Regions from separate parts of the Homo sapiens genome. Here all the other regions are linked to region 2. Evidence: chromatin loops called from intact Hi-C (ENCODE). Cell type or tissue: Panc1. All regions are shown on one strand. Region 1 overlaps LIPM (lipase family member M). Region 2 has its middle 18 kb from the start of LIPK. Region 3 has its middle 10 kb from the start of LIPM.

Region 1 (2,500 bases), 120 kb before region 2:
TGCTGCCCTATTAGGAGTAAAAAATATGTCATGCCCTCAACAGGACTTGTGAGAATTAAATCAAATCATGAATGCAATATCCACACCTCAGTATTGGCTCAGAAGAAGCCTGCAGTAAAAAACAGCCTTATTGCTTTCATTATTATTGTTATAATTCTCTAAAGCAAGTGACTTTCTGAGCTTCAGTGTTCTCATTAGCAAAATGAGGACAATTGCCCACCTCACAGGGTTTTGGCAGGGGAGGGTTAAATGCGGTACTGTGCATTAAGCACTCAGCATGCTGCCCGACCTCAGATCAGATGGGTAGCTCTTGTTGTTATTGCTATAAACGGGCACCAAACACACATGCAGTCTCCCTGTAGGACAAAAGCCTTCTACACCAAACTCATCCAGCATCTTGACAGTCTTCATGAATTCCATCTGCCTCATTTTGTCTCTCAAGGGAGAGAACGTGTGGGTCACTGTGGACTGTGAGTGAAGGGCCAGGAGGAAGGAACTCAGTGTTATTTTAGATTTTCCTTGAAAATCTAATCTGGTCATTTAGTTCATCCTCTTAGTTCTCAGGGAGGTGACCTCAGCTGTGTTAACACAGGACAATCAAACCAAGGTGATCAATGCTCCCCTTGAGAGTCCGGGCATTTCCCATGGTTAAGGTCACCTTGGTTCTACTTAGTCATATAGTTTGTTCTTGTGATTCCCCTAACAAGAGGAATGGCTCATTTATATCATTTCAAACATCCCCTAGGTCTTCTATTTAATTTACACCCAGCAGGTAAGTGTGTAAGGGCTACACTTACACAGCTGTCATTTCTGAGGATGGCCCAGCCTATTTTCTCTCTTGATATTGAAGCCAACTAAGATTCTTTGATAAAGATAAAAAGGCCGCTACCACAAGCTATAAGCTTTACAGTAAACATTTTTCAGTTGTTTTCAATAAGAATTTCACTGGCTTTCTTGGTTGGTGAATTTTTTTTTTTTTTTTGATATGGGAGATTGCCTCTGAAGAGGCACATGCCAACAACATTGGCCACTAGAGGGAAGTATTCTGCACGGACTGGAACAAGGAGGCAGATTCCTTGAACCTCAAACACCTGGGCAATGTGTGAACAGTCTGAATCAACAGGATGTAAGAAAACAAATTCCATCCATAGAATAGGGGCTGCAGGTGACCCCCATGCTTAGTAATTGCTAAGTCACTCGACTGCTTGGAAGAACTGTGCTTTTACCACTCCCCTGAGATTCGTGGGGCTGTGTCCCCAGGCTATTCATTTATTTATACAAAATCTATAATTCATCCCGCAAATATTTATTAGCACCAGAATGTGCTCAGCACTCATTTAGTTACTGGTTCTAGCCTTGAGCAAAACAAATGATGTCTCTGCTCTCACTGAGTTTACACTCTGACTGGGGGGAGACAGACAATAGACAAACATGCAAATATCTATTATATCAGGTGATGGTAAGTGCTATATGGAAAAGTAAGCAGGGTAAGGGGCTAGAACTCAATAGGTAGCAAAGAGCTGCAACTTTGAATAGGGTGGCCAGGGAAGAACTCTGATAAAGTTGGCTGAAAGAAGGGCCAAGGCAAGCTGCATAGACATCTGATGAAACAGTGGTCCAGAGGGAGAAATTTAAGTTCAAAGACACTAAGGCAGGTGCACGCTAGACATGTATAAGGCGCAGCTGTGCAGCTAGTGAGAAAAAAAAAGGTGGTTTCAAAAAGCTACACAAGTACAAATTGGAGTAAAACAGAACCCCAACGTTTCTTTACACCAAAGCCCAATAGCATTTGTCCAGCATTTTCTGGTCCTAGTTAAGAACACGGGCTATAATGGCAGAGAGACAGATTTGATTTGAGTGCAGGTTTTACAACTCACTAGCAAGCACTAGCACAGACGTTTTGGGCAAGTTGCTTAACATATGTGAGTAGCAGTTTCTTAGGGTAATTGTGAAAATTAAATGAGACTAATACAAATAAAGCACTTATCAGTGTATCTGGCATATCAAAATAACACAAGAAATTATATTACCTATACACAAGAAAGACAATATAGTTGCTACTATAAACCTACTGCTAGAGTATTAAAAAGAATCCAGCCAAATAGAAATGAAAAATAGGCATATTTTAGTAATGAAAACAAATGTTTAAAAAATAACAATAGCTGAAAATCCCACATACAAAAGGGTGGAATTGTATGAACTATGGAGACATGTATCAAACATTTAAAATGTATGTATAGCCAGGCGCGGTGGCTCATGCCTGTAATCCCAGCACTTTGGGAGGTGGAGGCGGGTGGATCACCTGAGGTCGGGAGTTCAAGACCAGCCTGACCAACATGGAGAAACTCTGTCTCTACCAAAAATACAAAAATTAGCCAGGTGTGGTGGTGTATGCCTGTAATCCCAGCTACTTGGGAGGCTGAAGCAGGAGAATTGCTTGAACCCAGGAGGCGGAGGTTGCGGTGAGCTGAGATCCTACCACTGCACTCCAGCCTGGGCA
Region 2 (2,500 bases):
GATGAAGGCGCTTTTTTATGTAGATAGTTGTCAAATTTGGTGTTCTTGTGGGGAGGATGACTGGTGGGGGCTTCTATTTGTTCTTTTGCTTTGACAATCAGTAGAGGCATCTATTTGCTCTGGCTTTCCATCTTGCTCTGCCTTTCTAGAACCGTGGATCTGGGACTACATTTTGTAATGATTAAGCCAATCTCAAGTATATTTGCTATTTAAATATAATTTTAAAAAGTAATCTGACACAGTAAAGAACAAAACAGATTATCAACAGAGAGAAAAACAATTAGTTGTTAAATTATTTGCTCATAAGGCATTTATTATATAGGCACATAATAATAAGCTCCAATAATTAAAGAAGAGCTCCCATGTGGATGGTTGCCATGCAGTAGAGGACATATCATGAGGTGCAACATGGGTTACCCGAATTTACAGAGTTCATAAATCTAGAAGCAATGATAAAAACACATCACACGTACTCCAACTATAGAAAACAAAGAAGTAAGATTGATAGCAAAGGTAACAAATGTACTGTTTAGCAGGGGATCATGTGAGAGATTTATTTATATTAAGGCTTGATTTGATCTGTTAATGTGGTATATTGGACAGATTTGGATTTTTGAGTCAGGAAGACCTGAATTCACTATTTTTCATGAGAATTTGCACATATAATTCATTCTACATCTCCCTACTTTACATGTTATAATAAAAAATTGGCACACTGTGCCAATATTATATATTTATATTATGTATATATTTGTATAATTAACATAAAATTGGCATAATATTACCAATTTTATAGTACTTTTGTGGGTATTAATTGTTTTTCCATATATAAAGTACTTAGCAGAATGTTAGCTTTTCCTATCTTCCATCTGGGAACTTCTCTAAAATTTAATTCCTGATTGGGTTTTGCTTATTTAGGTAGTCTTTTTTTTCACAATTTTTAATAAAGGGGCTGACATGCTAAGTAAAATGAGTACAGGCATCATCTATTGATTAAATAGAGTAAATGCCCCTGGATTAGGAGGAAAAACACAAGCAGCCTCCAAATCTACCCTACCCTCTAGTGGCAAATCTGGATAACTGCATAGTTCTATCAAATTCTGTGAAAATAGATTGTGAATGTAAAAATGTTATTTTAAATAACAGTAAGTGTTTTTTTTCATAGGGTTATTGGCTGCATGTCCTTGTTTGGTCACTTACAGAACTAATTTCAAAAAGGAGTTAAATTTTAGAGCTGTGGTAACAAAACACTGCTAGATTTGCAGCAATTCTGATGTAATCACAAAGCATAATTTCCTTATTAATGGTATAGATTTCTGGGCCTGTGTTAATTTGAGAAGTCTAAATGCTATTTGGTTATTTAAACTCAATTTTGACTTCAAAAGCTTTTTAAAGATGAAGAAACTGAATATGTTATAGGGATAGAAAATAATGACAGAGAAAAAACAAAATTATCAACACTCTTTAAATGATACACATCATCTGTGCTTCAATCGGTGCATTTTGTAGCTATAGACCAGAATGTCATCAATACTAACGTTAGATACAAGGTTAATATTACAATTATTATGATACCCTCAGAAGCAGGATTTTTTTTCTCTATTATTTCAATTGTCTCCTTTGTTTCACATCTGGATAATCTGAAGTTGATACTAGCAAAGGTTTGTTTGGGGAAGAAATATATGTGTCAATAAGCTCAACCACATTGTAAGATATGAGAGTTGTCTCTAATAAGAGATATGTTATTCACTATATTTAATGAAATCAAAGAAAATAATAGGCCTAAGTAATCTAGAATTGTGGGTTGCTGATTATAAAGCACAGCCAAATGAAAGCAAATCAACGATAGTGCAACAAAATGTGATCTGTTTAAGACTCAAAACAGTAGTTCTCAAAGTAGAAATTCCTGACCAGTGGTATCAGCATTAGCTGGGAACTTGTTTGAAATGCAAATTCTTAGACAGGGCCTAGACCTACTAAAGCAGGAACACTGGAGATTGGCGAACTCCAGGTGATTCTGGTGTATGCTAAAAGTTGATGTTAGGAGACTATTCTCCAGGGCATTTCTTCATATCTCAGATCAGTTTTTGTCCCAGACTATCTTTTCAATGATGTGTGTTTAGTGAAAAGCCTTGAAAGACAGAAGACCGTCTCCCTCCAGTGTAGAGGGTAGATTTGTTCCTAACCAGTATAATAAAGATGTCTTCATATGGGGCAAAGATTGGACAGTTTTGCTGGCAGCCCCTTTATAAGATTGGGAGGTTCCTAAACTTGGAATTCTTCACTGTGACATAGGCTTATTGTATGTGCAACATCCACCTGGGTCCACTTCTGCATCTTCTCTATGGACTTGTGGAACAAGGAGAACGTGAAGGTGATGAGGTCCGCTGTGATACAAGTCCTTTGTCTTTGACCCAAGAGTTTCCTGTCTCCTGCCAGCATCTGTGAAATTGTGGCAGGCTACTTTGTTAGCCTATAAGACTCTTTGGGGTCCTTTGCA
Region 3 (2,500 bases), 100 kb before region 2:
ATTATCAAATTGCAAAACATCAGTGGCCACATATTCACTAACTTGCTAGAACTTTCAAGTAAAACTTCCTTTGCTATCTTATACAAGATAATTGAAGTTGTTTAAAATGTTTGTTTAAAAACAACTATGACTTCAACTACTTATCTGTGCAGATTCTATCATATCATATAGCCAAATAAAACAAAGCACTACTGTGTAAGTCTAGGCAGATATAACCAAAGTTCTGTTATTTGTAATACCATTTCTAATTTTGGGGATCACTGAAGTAGTGTCACCCTTATCACTGTACTTCATGATATGTGAAGGTCATAAATTTGAATTGTATATGATAAATATATACTACTGCTACTCATTTACTTTATATGTGTTGAAGCCTCTACAACATTTTTTGTTTGAAAAGATTTGCTTCTAAATATGTCCCTGGATAAGTTGGTTTCTATAATCCTTCTCTCCTCTGACATTATATCTAGATCCTTTTAAAAAATTAGAAAATATCTACTTGTATTTTCAGCCTTTGCGAATTTGAAGTAGGAAGTAGAGAAATGGCTGGGAATTATTTTAGTCCTGGAGCACTTAGAGGGGAGTCAGGCTTGTGCGGCTTCCAAATTTAGGGTTTAGGATCAGCCAGCAAGCAGCACAAAGCACCACAAACCTTTACGGAGGAAGAGGGGAACTATATGATGGGAGAACCACCCAGACACTGAAGTGGCAGGCATTGCGGTTTCCCTGGCTGGTGTGGGGCAGAAGGGCAAGGTTGTGCAACTCTGCTTTTGTCCTGCTCTGATTTTTAAAGTTATTACATCACAGGACTATGTGGTGTTGAGGCTGACAAACCCCTGGCAGATCAGATGAGTAAACTCAGACCAAGAAAAGGGAAACAACTTGCCCAAATGTTTAAGATCAGCTTCAGCATGATGGAGGCTAAGGCAAGCAAGGGGCAGAAGGAAATGAAGAGATGAGAGAGAGCAAGTCGGGTAAGAAGAGGCCCTTTCAAGCACCTCATAGCATTCAGGAGACATCCCAGCCCTTTAAAAGAAGTAAATGGTAAGTGTCTCTGTATTCAGAGATTGCCTCTCCTTAACACATTCTGGCTTTTGGATTGAGGCCTTGGGAGTCTCAGCTCCATTTCCAGAACGTATCAGCATGTTGCCTACCTTTAACTGTCGCTAATGTTGACATATATCATTCCCAAAAGCTTTCCCCCAAAGGTTCCTGACCTAGAGTGTTTATTTGATTGTCTGTGATGTCTGGCATATCTTTCCAACAGAGGAAATAGAGCCTATTCTTAATCACATTAATACATACCAAACAAAATAAATCAAAACGCACAACAAAAAAATCCAGAAACTTTATAGACAATTTAAAAAAACAATGCCCTTAAAGATATAGAAGAAAATTGTTTCCCCCTTTCCCATCCCTTCAAACCTGTAATATACCTAAGGAAAGATGGGACAATCAAGGATCAGAAAAGACTCCAGTTGTCATTGGATTTCTTTAAAACTTTTTTCCCAGGGCCACTAGAGGGCCAGGCACAAAGATGTGCAGACTTGGTTTGGGGCCTGGGAATCCCAGACGAAGCCTTAAAGCCACAGGGTCACCTAGCAGGGAGTCTCACTTACAAGATACAGTAGAGTTCCCCTTCCTGTGTCTGAGTGTTCTCATTGTTCAATTTCCACCTATGAGTGAGAACATGCAGTGTTTGGTTTTTTGTCCTTGCGATAGTTTGCTACCAACATGGCACATGTATACATATGTAACAAACCTGCACGTTGTGCACCTGTACCCTAGAACTTAAAGCATAATTTAAAAAAATCCAATAAACAGTCCTCTGGAAAAAATAAAGTTTCTCATCTACAGAAAAAAAAAATAGAGAAGGGTGGAGTTCAACAGACCTGGGTTCAAATTCCAGCTCTGCCTGTCACCAGCTGTGGGCCCTTGGACACATTTCTGTTTTCAGATTGCTCACTCATAAACGACTAATAACAGCATCTTCCTCACAGCACTGTTGTAAAGCCTAAGTAAAATATAGGTGTGAGTTGCACAGCATGGCACCTGGCGTACAGAAGCTACTTAAGATGTTGTTGCTATTTATTGTTATTATTAGGATGAATATCAGTTTGTAGGCTTGAGATAGAAAAAATTAGAAGTGAAGCTGATTACTTAGAAATCTTCTATCTCATTTTTCAGTTAAAATATTAATATAAAAGAAGGCTGCAACAGGCAATCTCAACAGTAGACCATGCTCTGTAGTAATTACACTTTACTGGGCTGGGTTTAGCTCCAGCTGAACTAGTACTCAGCTACTGTGGATGCCATGGGCTTTGCCACATCAATACTTAGCAAGTGAGTAATTTGGATGTTCTCTATGTAGCAATTTGTGTAGACAGCCAAAGCAGAAATGTACTTTAAGGCTATACAGATTGAATCTCTGTATTGATTAAATCATCAGATCTATTGTTGGTTGGCTATGTACCACGAGAATTTTGAAATAGGCAGGCCT

What was found. Peaks named below come from ENCODE experiments on the same cell type or tissue, not always from the same donor. Only the 100,000 strongest peaks of a DNase experiment are listed, where the experiment ranks them.
Region 1: a loop joins it to region 2, with 3 times the contacts of the local background. A loop is called at or near these places in 43 of 110 quality-filtered maps.
Region 3: a loop joins it to region 2, with 2.6 times the contacts of the local background. A loop is called at or near these places in 35 of 110 quality-filtered maps.

The regions. Positions count from the first base shown.
Region 1 is chr10:88,808,993-88,811,492 of GRCh38, reverse strand. The region is part of intron 2 of LIPM (lipase family member M); the gene reads right to left. Among named protein-coding and RNA genes, the nearest start is that of LIPM, 7.5 kb to the right of the region's middle. In Panc1, CTCF peaks have their summits at 817 and 1,026 (motif pointing right); a DNase peak (open chromatin) is centred at 1,082; H3K27ac peaks cover 402 bases.
Region 2 is chr10:88,686,614-88,689,113 of GRCh38, reverse strand. No RefSeq gene overlaps it. Among named protein-coding and RNA genes, the nearest start is that of LIPK, 18 kb to the left of the region's middle. In Panc1, CTCF peaks have their summits at 864 and 1,079 (motif pointing left); no DNase peak of the experiment used is centred here; H3K27ac peaks cover 1,133 bases.
Region 3 is chr10:88,791,153-88,793,652 of GRCh38, reverse strand. No RefSeq gene overlaps it. Among named protein-coding and RNA genes, the nearest start is that of LIPM, 10 kb to the left of the region's middle. In Panc1, CTCF peaks have their summits at 1,319 and 1,533 (motif pointing right); a DNase peak (open chromatin) is centred at 1,522.